Regions from separate parts of the Homo sapiens genome. Here region 1 is linked to region 2. A link is a loop called in an ENCODE intact Hi-C map of the cell type or tissue named here. Cell type or tissue: chondrocyte. All regions are shown on one strand. Links, peaks and the distances in the headings refer to the core of each region. The heading gives the core; the rest is flanking DNA. Region 1 has its middle 86 kb from the start of MIR4330. Region 2 holds the start of HMGB3 (high mobility group box 3).

Region 1 (8,331 bases), core at 276-8,275, 98 kb before region 2:
GTGAAGATATTTGCATCTCATGTGAATGCTCAACAAAGGGGAAAAGCCCCTTATAAAACCATCAGATTTCATGAGAACTCACTAACACGAGAACAGCATGGGGGTAACCACCCCCATGATTCATTTACCTCCACCTGGTCCTGCCCCTGACACGTGGGGATTATTACAATTCAAGGTGAGATTTGCATGGGGACACAGAGCCAAACCATATCAGTAGCCATAGGCTCAATGACATTAACCACTAGAATGTGACCACCTTGGTTTGAGGTTTTGTTCTGTCACTTCTGTCTACGATCCTGGGCAAGTTACTTGATTTCTGTAGGCCAAAATTCCCTCATCTATAAAATGAACATTGTAATAAATACCTAGCTCATGGTATCATGGGGATAACTAATAATAGTACAAAATACTTTGTGGTACTTACTCTATGTCAAGCCCTTCGCAGGTATTTGAATCTGTGATCCTCATGACAACTCTATGAAGTTGGGACATTCTATCAATTTGGACACCGAAGTGTGGAATAAGTGGTTCACCCAAGGTCACCCAACCAGTCAGTGGCAGTGATCCAATTCAAATACAGGTAGTCTAACCGTAGAGCCAGAACAGTTAGCCCAACTCTTGGCAGCCTCCACCTGAGAAGGTGTATGCAGCATGCTCAGCAATATGGCTAGTACATATAAAGTGCAGTCAATGCTGTTTGTTGGTATAGTAAGGGTCAAATGACACTGACTGAGTCTGACCTGAGGGCAGAACAAGAGACTGAACACACATCTCAGGTGATTCTGGAGCACTCCAAGGTGGCTGAGAAAATTTGGTAGGGGAATGGGGTGAGTGACTACTTGAGGCATCTGGGTTGATGGGGTCATAGGTCCAAGGTCTCTGATTTGTGGCACAACCCTGGAGGAGTCCTGAGGTTAAGCTTTCTGACATCCTGGAAGAATAAGATATGGCATCAGTAATTAGTTTGTTTTAGAAGAAACATATATATTTCTTGCACATTAATATTTCTGAACTGAAATTCAGACCCATACTCATGAGAGTTGAGAACCTCTGGTCTAGCAAATATAAGGCAAAGATGTTTTTCTCAGCTCCCTCTTCCCCCTCTGAGCCAAGAGCTCTAGGATGCCAAATGGTATGGCTGGGCCCTGTGGTCCCTGAGGCAGATCCAGGACCAAGGGAGATAGCCTCAGGTGGGCTCCTCCAGGAGGCAAGAGCAGAATCCCCTTTACTTGGGAGCTGGACCTGGTACCTTCATACTCCCACCATGAGCTGCTCTGCTGCCCTGGAACCACTGATTTATGCCCTTTCCCTGGCATAAACCCCTGTGTCACTTGCACCCTCTGTTTTCCCAATTGTTTTCCCATTTCTAAATGGCTGGCATCCTCTATCATTACCTGACCCCCAGCTTGAAGCAGACGGCACAAAGTTAATAAGTGACAGACAAAAAGCAAAGCTACTCAGCTCTTATTTTGCATCCACACTTCCCCAAAAGAAAGGTCTTCAAACAGGAAAGACTAGAGTGATTCTCAATCAGTAGAGGTACAATCTACTGGGAGCCCAGAGAAGGAGATTTCCCCAGGCAGTATTCGGAAAGGGGCATGTAGGTTTCATGAATGTCACAGTTACTGGTGTTGCGGAATGTGCTGCTGGCATATAGAGGGTAAGGGCCAGACATGTTATAAGTCCTCCAAAGACCTTACAATGGGGAATTCTCCCACCCAAAATGCCAGTAGCATTTTGTTGAGAAACACTAAAACAAGCTTAGTAGAAAAGGAGTTCTACTCCAGAAGACAGTGGATGGCTAGAGTCCTCAAGGCCCATGCAGCAGCAGGACCGCCAGGGTAGGGGTGCACTGAAGGTGTTAGAAGACAGGGGTTAAAGTGGTACATGGTGGGGGCTGGTATGAATTGGGTGGACAATGAGGCAGGAGGGGCTGATAAACCCATAAGAGGGGCAGAGGGCATAGCATGGACAAAGAGTGTGTGGCTCTGTGAGGACCAAAAGACTGATGTCAATGGGAAGTTGGAGAATGAGGTAGCAAGCAGGGTCTGGGGCACTAGTGCCTTTGTAGGTCATGGAAAGGAGTTTGCACTAGATCTGAGTGGCCATGAAACCTGTGGGGGAGGGGGAGATCATGAGGTCAAATTTGAACACAGTGAGTGGGTGTTGGTTATGGGACATCCATGTGGCAATGCCCCCATAGCAGTGGAGTATATGGTTCTAGAGCTCATGAGAAAGGGCACAGCTAGAGGTAGGGGTATCAGTTCAGGCTGCACACAGTGGCAATTCAAGTCCTGGGTGTGGACAAGCTTGGTGGTAAGGCAGTGTGGGAAGAAACAAGGGAAGGAGTCCAGAACAGAGACCCACCTGAGGGACAGACAATCCTACAGTGGAGAGAGAGGTCATGGGAAAGCCAAGAGAGGGTGGTGTCCTGGAAGCCTGCAGAAGACAGCTTTCAGAAATTGAAGAGGAGCCATAGGCCAGAGCGGTCAAAAGGTCTCAGAAGACAGAGGTTCTTTGAGTCTAGAGGCAGGGCCCAGAACCCAGCAATGTGCCTGGCACAGAAAAGGTGCTCCAGATTTGTGGAATGAGGGGATTAATGCTCCGACATTCCTTATCAATAAACAGCACAGGCAGCAGCACCTCACATATTTGTTTGCCACAGGGCACCCCTAAGGTGTACTGGGCCCCTGTCTATATAGACTATTTGAGTTACCAAAATCCGTGTGTCGGTACCAGCCTGATGACCTAATCTGTCTCGCTCCTATGAAAGAAATACCTTGCTGGCCAGTGGGAGCAATCTTTTTTCCCAAAAACACCCTCAGCAGAGGCCAAGCATGGCGCCCTGGGATGATTCCCATAGGTGGGAGTCCTGGAGCTTCTCAGGATATCTGACTGCAGGGGGTCAGGTGGAAAATAGAGGACTGAAGGGAGCCCAGAGAAGGGAAACCAGTACCAGGTTTCATGCAGGTCCGTAGTCTGGGCTTGGGGTTACCTTCTGGTCGGTCCAGAGGTTCCAGGAGCTGGTGGGGAGCTTCCTGCTTAGAAGGCACTGGAAAGCATGGGGCCCCTGAAACACGGGGCTTGCTCAGGCTCAAGGGCAATAATGACCGCCCAATCACCCTGTGAAGTGAGTGCTATTGCTCCCATTGAACAGTCCACATAGCTGAGACTGGGAAAGGGAAAGTCAAACTGTGACTCTATGTGTAGAAAGATCCCCAAGAGATGGTCAGAAAGGGGCTGTGGACGAGAAACCGATTGCAGCCAGGAGAGGGGAGCTGCGGGAGCTGCTGCGCTCTCTTGGAGCCTCGCTCTTCACCGCCTCCCTATACCCACCTCCCTCTCCTGACGCCCTCCAACCTTCACTCCCCACGCGCCCCGCCCCACGTGAAATAAATTCCAAGACCGCAGCGCAGCCTGCAGTGCTTAGGCTGACCACAGGGTGGCGGGCGCCCCTGCGCTGCCGCCCGCCGCATTTGTATTCTGAGCGAGCCGCCGCGTGCATTATTAAAGTCCGGACTCTGCGTGCTTTCCTGCGTCGGCGTCCTCTGCGGAGCTGGCTCAGCGCAGCGGGAGAAACTGGCTTCTGGCTAAGCCGCAGTCCCTCGTGTCCTGGCTGGAAGGCCCCAGAAGTCACCTGGCCTCTCCTTACTGAGGGATGGCACCCAGAGGGGGACAGGGCCTTGCTCAAGGCCACGGCGGTGCAGCCAGGACCAGAAGCCCGGTCTCCTGAATACTGACCCTATACACAATTCTGGATGTCCCTGGAACTGCACGATGGACTTAAGGCTTGCAAAGGCCCTCCAACTAGCCCTTTCCCTGGAGTTTGCTGCCACTCTCACCCCCAAGCTTCCGAGGTACGCTGCTTCCTCCCCCTCCAGAAAGCCTCCTGCCCAGGTGTACCTACAGACCCCCTTTCCTGAGCTCCTCCATGGGGGCGGGGGTAAGAGGCTGCAATCTTCTCACATTTCTGTTCAGAGCACGCCAGGAAAGAAAGATGAGAGAGCCTTCTCCATTCTCCTTCTGTGTGTCCTGAAGTCTTCCAGAGACTGCCATTAATAACAGGCAGCTTCTGAAGGCAGCTAGGCAGTCAAAGAGCAGTAAGCCTTCCTTCCCACCTGTCTTCCAGGCCAGGAATCCGACCCCTGCTCCCCAAACAGACCCCCACGTCCTTGGACCCAGATTCCCCCACAGCTGTGAAGGATTTTTCATGTTTAGCCTCACTCTGGGAGCAGCAGCCTCTCCTTAGGGTCTGCCTTTATAAGAACCTGAAGGACTAGACCCCGCGCTCACGCTTAATATACACGGCCAGCTCCAGGGGAGTTGGAAGCCAAATTGAACCCTCAGTAGCAAAAAAACATTGTCCACTTACAGCTTTAAAACCTACCCTGCTAAATTCCTGCCATTATCTTAGAGGCAGGTTTCTCAATTCAGCAGCTCAACCCAGCGAATGGGACAAGTCATCATCATTTCTCACCTGAATTACTACATTAGCTAGCTTCCACCCTTGCAGCTTTACAATCTATTCCCAGTATAGCAGCCAGAGTGATTCCATTCAAACACACGTGAGGACCCACCCCTCCTCTGCTCAAAAGCTTGCACGGGCTCCCATCTCCAACAGAGTCAAAGCCTAAGTCCTTGCCATGGCCTGCGAGGCCCTGTATGTCATCTGATGCTATCACCTTTCTATCCACTCACCCTACTCTCCTCCCTTTGCTCTCTCCCAATCAGCCACACAGGCCTCTTTGCTGTTCCGCAAACCTGCAGGCGCATGCCCGCTTCGGGGCTTTGCTCTGCCTATCTCCTCTGCTGGAATGCACCTCCCTTTGATGTCAGCTTCATCCTTCAAGGCTGCTCAAATGACATTTTCTCACTGAGGCCTTCCCTGACCACTCCATTTAATGCTCGTAACATCCCCCGCATCCTGCTCTTCTTTTTTTCATAGCACCTGCTAACATATGTACATACTATTTCCTTATTTATGATGCTATTAATATTATATGTCTCTCTCTATCTGCTGTCCCATAAACCTCAGAGGGCAGAGATATTTCTTTGCATCACTGGTGTATCTCAAGTGTCTAAACCAGCGTCAAATGAGTGAATGAATGACCATGTGCTGATTGCATCAGCAGTCCTTGGAAGCCCTAAAAGGTTATATATACTTATAACTCCCTACCCTTGTGGCTCTGGGAGAGTCAGAGCTGGTTTAGAGGAGCGTACTCTCAAGGGGCTCACAGACGGGCCTGTGAATGCTTTTAATCAGAAATTGTCTCCAGTCCTTGCCACAAACAAATGTGAATTCATGGTGGTAGAGAGGTTAATGTTGATCGGAGACTCTAAAAACAATTCAGGGGTCAAAAGCATGTCTTTTAGCCAGAAGGTGCTCCTGGAAATTCACCACCATTGCTAAAATTGTTTTTCAGTGAAAATGGACTCTAAGGTTAAAAAAAAATTAAAAGCACTTTGGTAACGCGACTCCAAATTCCTTAAAATGGCCTAAACTGAAAACATCATGATGGTCCCACTAGAAGGACCCACAACCAGTCTGACACATCATCCAATTATGTATGGGAAACTGTACTCTAACAGGACAGCTTCATCGTGAATAATGTCCAAAGGACAATTTCTAGAGCAATTGATCAACCCATATGCAATGCTTCATTGGGAGCAGATGTGCTCCTTGTTTTTCTCATTACCATGATTTACTGTCTTCTGAGCTTATTAAAGACAGAGGCTTGAGCCCACTTTGGTGTGTGTGTCCTAGGTGGGCGATGGGGGATGGATAGAATGAGGGAGGGAGACAAGAAGGGAGAACCAACCAAAGAGCTGGGGAGATTTCCACTCTGCGCTGGCAGCATGGATTCACCTGCTGGCACCCACAGCTGCCCTCATCCCAGGGGGCACCCAGTTGGCTGAACCTGGGCTGACAGGTTGATCCACTTTGTTGAGTGCTTCCCACTGGCCCCCCTTCAACACATCCACACATACACACACACACACACACACACACACACACACACACGTGCACATGTGCATGCATCCTTACTGCTACATGACTACCACCAAATGAGCACAGAAAGAGATGACATGGCTCTTGTCAGCTCCATTCAGGATATCAGGAATCTATTTCATCAAATTTAATAAGTTTGTGTGGTTTTGAATTTTCTTGTTCCACTGTCATATGAATCTAGATTTTCTTCCCCAGAGCTTGGGCTGTTTCACACATACACAGGCAAACTCACAGAAACACAGACACGTACACAGGCTTAAATACACATGCACACAGTCACACATATATACGTTTACACACACTTACACATATACACCAACACACTCATACACACACACACACACACATCACTCATAAACACTCACACCAAAAATCCCTCATGCCAATAATCCCTGGACTTTGGAAGGCCGAGGTAGGAGGATCACTTGAGGCTAGGAGTTCAAGACCAGCCTGGTCAACATAGCAAAACCCTGACTCTACCAAAGAAATATTTTTGTAATTAAAAATAAACAAAAACACACTTATTACAGGATCAAATACTGCAGGACAAAAATTACTTTTGTGGCCTAATGTTTTGGATTCTTGTATTTAAACTTTAAAAATCATGTAGTTATTATTTGAAATCTACAGATCTTGTGTCTACATGATTAGCTAAGAGACAACATTTAAGGCTGCTGTAGTTATAAACACTTTTCTCCAAAAACAGCTTGCTCATGTCTATTCCAAATAAATGAAAGACCAAATCATTTTGGTCCCTGCCACTATATTTTCTCTTCTTAACATTGTTTTTGAAGTAATAGAAATTTCTTAGTGTGTTTTATAGGAATTTTTGTGAGATGAATGTAACTTATATATCTGCTAAAAATCATCATGAGGTGAAATTGCAAAATCATTATCATTTTATCCTCCTCATTTGCTTGTATTTGAATATCATGTGGTCCTTATGTCTATGTCTTGAAGTAGTAGCCCTTTACGAATATAAATAGTCAATATTTTCTTTACAGAAGAATAAAATCAATTTAAACTGTATAATGAGTCAAAATGACCATGGGGAATAGAAGTATTTAGCTGAATTATAAACTGATATTAACCACATCTACAGTAAAACCCGCATTTTCACTCAACACTTATTGAGATACTTTCAAACTGGTCTGGTTTTAAAGGGGGAAATATTTAAATAATTTTTAATGTTGTTAATTTTAATTGAAATTAAACCAGGAGTTATCACCATCTTCAAGTTTATCAAACCCATAAAACACTGTCACAGACCCCTAAATAGGAAATGTTGGCTGAGGCTATGACACTCATTTCACAGGCAAGGACGTGTTTGAGACTTGGCTCTCCTACTACTATCCTATGGGACCCTGGTTAGATTGCTGCTTTTCTAGGCCTCTGTTTACTCAGAAGTAAAATGGGAAACATTCTCCTAGGTATCTTACAATTTTTTTAAATAATTTTAACCCAAATACGTCAACACAAAGAGCCCTGACTGCACCTAGACAGGCATGGATCTCAACAAGTGCTAAGCAGAATTTTAAAAATTGAATCACACCAAGGCACATAATCAAAAGGCTGAAAATCAGTAATAAAGGATAAATCTGAAAAACAGGAGAAAAAAATGACACATTACATGAAAAGGAACAAAGAAAATTTCTACTGATTTCCCATCAGAAACAATGCAAATCAGAAGAAAATGGAAACATGTCTTTAGCTTGCTGAAATTAAAAAATAGTCAACCAAGTCAACCTAGGCCAGGCACGGTGGCTCACACCTATAATCCCAGCACTTTGGGAGGCCGAGGTGGGTGGATCACATGAGGTCAGGAGTTCGAGAGCAGCCTGGCCAACATGGAGAAACCCCGTCTCTACTAAAAATACAAAAATTAGCCTGGTGTGGTGGCACACGCCTGTAGTCTCAGCCACTCAGGAGGCTGAGGCAGGAGAATCACTTGAACCCGGGAGGTAGAGGTTGCAGTGAGCCGAGATCACACCACTGCACTCCAGCCTGGGTGACAGTGAGACTCCATCTCAAAAAAAAAAAAAAGAAGAAGAAAAGAAAAGAAAAAATAGTCAACCTAGAATTCTTTATCTAGGACAAAATCCTTCAAAAAATGAAGATAAAATAAGGGCATTTTCAGATGAAAGAAAAAGCTGAGACAATCTGTCACCGACAGAACTTCACTATAAGAAATGTTACAGGTAGCCATTCAAGCAGAAGGAAAATTACACCAGATGGAAACTTAGATCTGCACAAAGGAATGGTAAGCATCACGAACAGTAAAATGTGGGTAAATATAAAAGACATTTTGAGAGCAGGGTCTT
Region 2 (8,293 bases), core at 1-8,000:
CAGGGGGATGGGCCCTTGAGCGCTATGCTAAGTACTCAGCCCAGCAAAGCTGCCACATGCCCTGCAACCTACTGATAGCAGAACCACTGCCTGTTCACCAGTCCAGGCTTCCAGCCCCACCTTACCTTCTCATACTTCTCCTTCAGCTTTGCCGCCTTAGTGATGTAAGGCTGCTTTTCACTGTCATTTAAATTATTCCACATCTCACCCAGCTTTTTTGCCACGTCTCCAATAGAGATGCCGGGGTTTGTGGATTTGATCTTGGGGCGGAATTCTGAACAGAACAGGAAGAATCCAGACCTTGGAAGAATTACATACATTACATGAGAAACCACAAAAAATTTGAGTTAAAGTTGAAATCCCACATTCCTGAGAAGCATCTCCCTCCTACCACTATGACTTCTCCCTAAAGTGAAGTAATCTATGATACCATATACAATGCTACAAAGTTGTAGGTTCTAAAATATATAAGGTTAGAAAAATATGTGGTGCGCGGCTCACGCCTGTAATTCCAGCACTTTGGGAGGCCGAGGCAGGCGGATCACCTGAGGTTGGGAGTTTCAGACCAGCCTGACCAACATGGAGAAACCCCGTCTCTACTAAAAATATAAAAAAAATTAGCCGGGCATGGTGGTGCATGTCTGTAATCCCAGCTACTCAGGAGGCTGAGGCAGGAGAATCACTTGAACCCAGGAGGTGGAGGTTGCAGTGAGCCAAGATCACACCTTGCACTCCAGCCTGGTCAAGAGCGAAACTCCATCTCAAATATGTATGCGTGTGTGTGTGTATGCATATATAAAATATATGCGTATATATACGCGCATATATATATGGTGCTCTGTGTGTGTGTATGCATATATAATACATATGCGTATATATACGCGCATATATATATGGTGCTGTCCCAGTCTTTCAATTACTAGGAAAGGCATAAAGAACATACTTCAAGGACCCTGACAACCAAAACTAGAGTGCCTCCTTCACAATGGAAAGGCCAACAGACAACCACTGTGAATGTGCAAGCACAGCCCACAAACACTTCAGCCTTAACCACAGACAACGCTGGCACTGCATCGTAAAGCCCAAGTACAGAATGGTTTGCAGAGGTATTGCCATCTTTTAAGTATCTTTTAAAAAATATTTCATTTTGAAATGAAATACAGGACGACCAAAAAACCAAATCCTCCAAGCAGAAGAAAAGGTATTAATTGTTATCTTGAATCCTATAGTCACTTACGGTGGCCTTTTGGGAGCATTAGGATCCTTCTTCTTCTTGCCTCCCTTAGCTGGTCCATAATCCTTCATTTCCCGATCATAGCGCACTTTATCTGCCTTTGCCATTTCATCAAATTTAGATTTCTCTTTCCCGGACATCGTCTGCAAAGAACAGGACTCGTTAAATCCCTCGATGCAGTGAACACATACCTATTCAGTTTCTTGTGATTAAACTAGCAGTTGCTAGAACCACTTGCAAAAGGGGGTAGGTAAAGGCCTGAAACCTGTGCAGGGCCTTAAAAAAATAAAAGCACACACACAAAATTCTTAAGACAAGCAAAAATGATTCTAAGTAAAAGTAAAAGAGGAAGCAAGCAGCTATCTGGGAGAAAATCTGAAGGTAAGTAACCCCAAAGTAAGAAACCCAACTAAGACTAGTTTGAAGGGTACCAAAGAAAAATACCTTCCACCTCTCAGAGCACTTCTTGGAAAATTCCGCAAAATTGACAGGGACCTCTGGGTTTTTCTTCTTATGTTCTTCTCTGCATGTCTGCACAAAGAAGGCATAAGCGGACATCTTGCCCTTTGGTTTCTTGGGGTCACCTTTAGCCATCCTGACTGTGATAAAAGAGAAACAAAGAAATACAATGAGGAAAAGCAAGGAGGAATTGACAAGAAGTACAAGACGTACCAAAGGCAGAGCAAAACTAAAACTACACTTGCTGTTAGGAAGTCCCCTTCCCCCAATGCCGGACACCAGTGGCAGAAGGCAGAGTAGGAAAGAAATCAGCTTCATTGTCGCTTGTCATTTAACTTTTGACCAGCACGAAGCGCGCTGGTTTGCGAGTTACTTCTCAAAAGCGATCAAGTGCTCCAAATGGAGCCGACCCAAGTAGGGTACTCAGTGTTACGTTTACAGAACTGCTATGTTTTGGAAACTACAATCACAAAGTGGGAAGGGTAGAGAGAGGACACATTTGGTGGGGGTGATAGAAGCTTGAAATCTATGACTTAAGACTATCTGGTCATCTGCTAACTGTTAACACAATTAAAAACAACAACTCTTACCACTGCTGAACACAAGACCAAAGCAGGAGAACTATACGTAGGGGACATCTGAAATTGTCACTATTGTTGATGTGTTTTGGCTTACTAAAAAAACGGCTTTACAACACGGGAGATCTGGAAAGTGAGCAGGTACCCCCGTACTATTAGTTCAATTCATCACTTCGTCACTATCTAAAGGGGGAGGGTGTATAAAAAGGGCTAGTCGTGCTCATCTGTAACCCAGAATGCAGGTCCAGCCGAGAACACTTTCTCCAAAGTTTCCAAATAAAAATGCAGCTGCGGCATGTCATCGTCCCTGTCCCACCCCCCAGCTTCCCGCCATCTTTTCCTTTTCCCACACCCAAGGTCATCATGTAAAACTAAAGAGCTCCCCTTGGCAGCAGCCGCCCAGGAGGCTGCCCAACAGAGACCCGCAGCGGCGGCCCGGGCGGGGCGGGACCGGGAGCGGGGGAGTCCCGGCCGGCAGCAGGCAGCCCGCCTCGGCCCCCGTGCCGGGTCACCGGGACACCCGTAATTCACCTTCCATTTTGTCAAAAGCCTCCTGATGAAAGAAAGTGCCCCTGAAATCCGCCGCTGTCATCCCCGGGGGACGCGCGGGGCCGGGGGCGGCGGCGGTGGCGGTGCGCGGGGGGTGTGCGGCCGGGCCGGCGGCAGCCGCGGCACTGGTGGCGGCGTCCGCCGCGCCTCGGAGTCCCACTCGCTAAAATGGCTGATCCGCGCGCGGCCGGCGCGGGCGGCGGCGACAGCGGCGAACAAAGCGGCCCGGGCCCCGCCGCCGCCGCCCGCCCGTCGGCCCCCACCCCGCCCCGCCCCGCCCCGCCCGGGCCGCCCGGGGGCTCGGGGGCCCGGGCCGGACCTCCCCGCCCCCCGGCGCGGGGCGCACTCCTCGGGATAACAAAGGCGCCCGTGCAGCCATGACGCTCGGCCGCTCCAGGGCCCGCAGCGGCGCCCCCGGCCCTCCGAGCCGCCCGCCCCGGGCCGCGGGCGCCGGGGCCGAGGCCGGAGCCCGCCGGGCGCCCCGCCGACCGCTCCGCCCGCCTCCCCTGCCCTCGCCGGAGGCCAGCGCCGCGCCAGCCATGTTAGCGGCGGCGGCGGCGCCGGGCGGGCGGGAGGCGAGAGGGGGGCGGCCGGCCCGCGCCCCCCCGGGCCACCGGGCGCTCCGCGACGGCCATGTTAACGCAGAGCCAGCGGCGTAGCCTGCGGGCCCGCGCGGCGCCGGGCCAAGCCCGGGAGCGAAGTTTGCCCGTGCGGCGGCCCCCGGCGGGCACCAGCCGCGCAGCCCCCGGCGGGCACCGGCCGCCCGTTCCCCAGCGGAGTCCGTCGCGGGCCGGGGAACTCCCGGCCCCCTTCCCGCTGCCGCCGCCCAGCGCCCACAGCCCGCAGCCGCCCCTCTGCTCGCCCAGCCGCCGCAGCCGCAGCTGCCCAAACATCTGGCCTCGGGGGCCCTGGGTTCCCGGCTGCGGCCCCTGGGGCCGCCACGGGCGGGCGTCCGCCGAGGGGGCCGACCCCCGAAAGCGGGGAGCTCGGGGAACGCGTTGGAAAAGTTGAAACACCTGAATTGCTTCTTCCTTCCCGGCCGCCTAGCAGGAGGGAAGGCGGAGGGGGCGGGAAGGGAATGGGGAGTAGAGGCAGGGGGAGGCGGCGGCAGGGCGCGCTCACGGCGGCGCGGGCCGGAAAGTTGTGCGGGCGCTGCGGCGGCGGCGGCGGCGGCGGCGGCGGCGGCGGCGGCGGCGGCGGCGGCGGCGGGAGCGGGCGGTGCGAGACGTACCTGTATTGTTCGCTAGTCTGGGCAGCGCAGGGCACGACGCGCGGCTCAGCGCTCCCCAGCCTCGCGCTAGCTGCCTCCACGAGAGCCGCCTGATTGGCCAGCGGGCTCTGCCGTTTAAAACAGCCTCCTCGCCTGGCCATTGGCTGCGGGCCTCATGCATATTAAGCAGGCGTGGACGCCCATTGGGCGCGGCTGCTGGGATCATTCATTCAAACAGAACGACCCGCCGGCGCCGGCTACGGAGGCCAAACAGGGAAAGACCTAGTCTCGCCTGCCCGCCCCGCCCACCTCGCCAGCCCCCTCGGGGAACAGAACTGGGATCGCCAAGGGCTTTGAAGAGGTGGCCCTGCGATTCCCGGAGGCCTCGGCCTCTGGCGTGGGAAGATGAAGTCCAGCCCCGCTGCGCTGCCCTCTGCTCCCACCGCACCGCGGCCTTGGCGCCCCTGGCCTGCAGTCAGCTCCCCTGCCCGGGGAAACACCCCTGGGCCCACCACGAAGGGCCGATGGTAGACCACCTCTACCCGGTTCGGCCGCGGCGCCGCGACAGAAACGCGGCGGCAGCTCGCTCCTCGATGCCTGGCGGAGGGCAGCTGCTTGCTCGCCAAGACCTCGGGATTTAGTCCTCGGATCTCGCTGCCTATCCGAAAGCCACCTGATTCCGCTTCTGCGGATCGTGCTCAACTAGGCTCTTTCCACTAAATGCCAGAAGGTCTTTATTTGCGCCCGAAATTGCGGAACCGACGGGCTAAAAGAGGAAAACAAAATTTGGCAAGAGCAGAGAATTTGTGAGAAATTGTAGTTTTGTGGGCAAAGAATAACACTTTTCTTCTTACCCTCTTCACTGTCTCGGTTCAAGGCCCTCATTCCCTCTGCTCTCCTGACACACCCTAGAGCAAAGAATTAAAGCTTCGGGAATGAATGAGTGAATGAATGAATGAATGGGATTTGACTTGATCTCCACTTTGCCATTGGCTGGTGGTATGGCCTTGAGCTAGTCACTTCTTTGGGGATTCAGGCAATGTTTTTCAAAGTATAGGAGCCGCAGTGTCACTTCTGTAAGGGATGTTCTGAAATTCGTGGGGCCGGTGCCTGGATGACTGGCAGGTGTTGCTGGAATTCAATAAGAGGAAGGAACGGCCGGGGATACTAAATATCCTACATTGCATAGGACAGTCCCACGCAAGGAAGAAATACTCCACTTCAAATGCAAGTATCAGCCCTATTTGGAAAGAAAGTATCTGAGGGCCCTTGCCTGGAAAGAATGAAAGGGTGAGAAAAAGAGCAGTTTAAAGATTGACAGTTGGAGAAAATAATGCAAAGGAAGAGATGTCATGAGTTTGGTTTTTCTTTTCTTTGAAAGGCCAAGAGATCCAGCTATTTATGAGTCCTATATTCAGAAATAAGCCCCACCAGAACATGAATTTTCCAAATGCTGCTTCCAGAAACCGTGGCTGAGTTTGAGGTGTGCAAAGGATCTGGCTTCACAGGGCACCTGCTTCTTCACCCCTACGCCCCCTCTTACCAACTCCTCTGAGCCTCCCAGCCAAGCCTGAGCCCCTGAAGCTGGTGCTGTTGGCTCCCATCATCAAGGTTCCAATCCAGATCAAAAGGCAAAGATAGAGGCCAAGCGCGGTGGCTCATGCCTGTAATTCCAGTACTTTGGGAGGCTGAGGCAGGCGGATCACGAGATCAGGAGTTCAAGACCAGCCTGGCCAATCTGATGAAGCCCCGTCTCTACTAAAAATACAAAAAAATTAGCCAGGTGTGGTGATGCATGCCTGTAGGAGGCTGAGGCAGGAGAATCGCTTTAACCTGGGAGGTGGAGGTTGCAGTGAGCCAAGATCATGCTACTGCACTCCAGCCTGGGCAACAGAGCAAGACTCCGAAAAAAAAAAAAAAAAGGCAGAGATAGTGCTGCTTTTGACAAGAGCAGGCAGGTATTGTGTCACTAACCCAGGTCCCCACTACAGACTCAGGAGTTCAGAGATCTTAAGGCCACCTCATCCATCCCTCTGTCCTGTTAGAACCAGCTTAGTGGTTGCCTGCCTTCTGCTTGCATACCTCCACTCATAGGGAGCTTACCATCTTCCTTCATGGCAGTTCCTTCCATCTCCAGCCACCTCTGAGCCTTAAGGTCAACATCTCCACACAGGGTAATCCCTCACCCTTCAGATAGTTCATGGCAGGCCAGGCCTTTTCTCCAGACAGACAGCCCCTCCCTGCTCCTTCTACAAGCAGTTTCCCAGGGCCTGACCTGCCCAAGCCACTCCCTCTTCCCCTGTCTCCACAAGGCCTAGAGGGGAGCAGGGTTTCCACAAGTGATCTGACCAATACCTCGCCTCTGCCAGAGCACCCTAGCCTCTCAAGGTTGCCAGGCCTTTCTAGACCAGAGATTCAAGTTGGGGTCCAGCTACTGCCCAGCAACTGCCCACAGTGGCAAGTGACACGGCACAGTTGGCAGGCACCTTGGTGGGGGAACCAGGGTGGTGGGCCCTTGGATGGATGACAAGGGTCACACAAGCCCATGCCAACTCACAAGCAGCACATGTATACACGTACTCACGTATGGGCACACCCAGGGCATTCCCAGAGGCAGCAGCTTCAAGGGCAAACCAGAGAAATAAGAGCATCTCCCAACCCAAACTGGCCCCCAGTTGCCACCCTCAAGATCCATGCTTCCCTGCCCCACTGCCCCAACCCTGCCCATTGACCATCTATTTCTCCCCACATACTTCGAATGATGAAAGGATTGCGCTTACGCGCAGGAAGTATTTCCATCCTTTGCATAGGAAATATTTCGATCTCTGCTCTCAAGAAAGCTACCTCTTATATGGAGCTGAAGCACTTGGCCTGAAGCTGAACTACAAACTGGTCATCGTCAGAACATGAACTCACAGAACATGACTATGACATCACTGAGTGACAGAGATCCAAAGATGGCTCCCTGCTCCTCCCCATCCCCCCAGCCACCCACCTACCAATGGAGGCTCCTCACAGCCAGATTTTCTCCTTAACACCTGCCCGTGTGCGGCGACATGCCTGAGCAAGGCCTGTGGCCCAGTGGGCTCCTGCCTTAGCAGAAACTTTCATGTATATGTATTGCATGTCTACTAATCAGTAACAGAAGGGAGATGAGATGGAGTGGGGAGTAAGGCTGGAAGGAAGGGACAAGATAGAGGCTTTGGGCTCTGTCACTGATTTCCTGGTATGCCTTTTCACATGTCACCTGAGGGCTCCGAGCCTCAGTGTCCTCTATCAAAGGTGATTCCACCCGCCTCATCCACCCAGACCACTGCCAGTCTTGGTGGTGAGGGAGACTGAGTGAAGACGGTCTGCTTGTCACCAGTCAAAGGCCAACCAGGAGAGGCCTAAAGACTAGTTTGGAAGGTGAAAAAAAGAAAGAAAAGGTGACAGAAAGCCAGGGATGCCTGGGCACACCCTAGACTCAGGGAGCCCAAGGCAGGCTGCCTTCTCTGCAGCAAAGCTCAATGCCCGTTAGCTTGAGGATACCTCCAGCAGCAGCACCCAGGTCAGCGTGCAAGGGCTTGAGGGAATGAAGGATACTCTAGGCCTCTGCCCGGGCCCTACCTGGAAACAGGCAAAGCCCATCCACACAGGAGAACCTCAAACCAGAATCCCTTAAGCTGCTTGGCTGCCTAGAGAAGTTACGAAAACATTAAATAAGAAATGGGATGAAGTGTGGCAAATGCTATTTAAAGAGGTTTTCAGTTCCTGTCAGTTCAAGGCCCCTAAAAGACTAAGGGGAATCCTCATCGTTCAACAAAAATGAAACCCTGGTCCCCTGGCCCACTGCCTACACACTCCACCCACCCTCCCACAGTTCCCAAAGTCTTCATTTGAGTACCTTGGGCCAACCCAGCCTCCTTTTAAGAATCATGCCTGGCCGGGTGCGGTGGCTCACGCCTGTAATCCCAGCACTTTGGGAGGCCATGGTGGGCAGATCACCTGAGGTCAGGAGTTCAAGACCAGCCTGGCCAACAAGGTGAAATCCCATCTCTACTAAAAATACAAAAATTAGCCTGGTGTGGTGGCACCTGCCTGTAATCCCAGCTACTCAGGAGGCTCAGGGGGGAGAATCGCTTGAACCTGAGAGGCTGAGGTTGCAGTGAGCAGAGATGGCGCCACTGCACTCCAGCCTGGGTGACAGTGTGAGACTCCGTCTCAAAAAAAAGAAAAAGAAAAAAAAAAAGAATCATGCCTGTAGGCCAAATGTGGTGGCTC

The links. A loop is a pair of places that touch in the nucleus more often than their neighbours do. Peaks named below come from ENCODE experiments on the same cell type or tissue, not always from the same donor. Only the 100,000 strongest peaks of a DNase experiment are listed, where the experiment ranks them.
Region 1: a loop joins it to region 2, with 2.6 times the contacts of the local background. A loop is called at or near these places in 10 of 110 quality-filtered maps.

The regions. Positions count from the first base shown.
Region 1 is chrX:151,077,647-151,085,977 of GRCh38, reverse strand. No RefSeq gene overlaps it. Among named protein-coding and RNA genes, the nearest start is that of MIR4330, 86 kb to the left of the region's middle. In chondrocyte, for the core only: CTCF peaks have their summits at 3,231 and 3,435 (motif pointing right); a DNase peak (open chromatin) is centred at 3,457.
Region 2 is chrX:150,979,135-150,987,427 of GRCh38, reverse strand. It overlaps HMGB3 (high mobility group box 3), which reads right to left and starts at 4,093. Exons shown (of 5, transcript NM_005342.4): 1 at 4,052-4,093; 2 at 1,679-1,833; 3 at 1,238-1,377; 4 at 126-300. The coding sequence starts at 1,828. RefSeq lists a silencer at 4,063-4,262 and an enhancer at 4,384-5,079. In chondrocyte, for the core only: a CTCF peak has its summit at 3,696; DNase peaks (open chromatin) are centred at 2,767 and 4,357.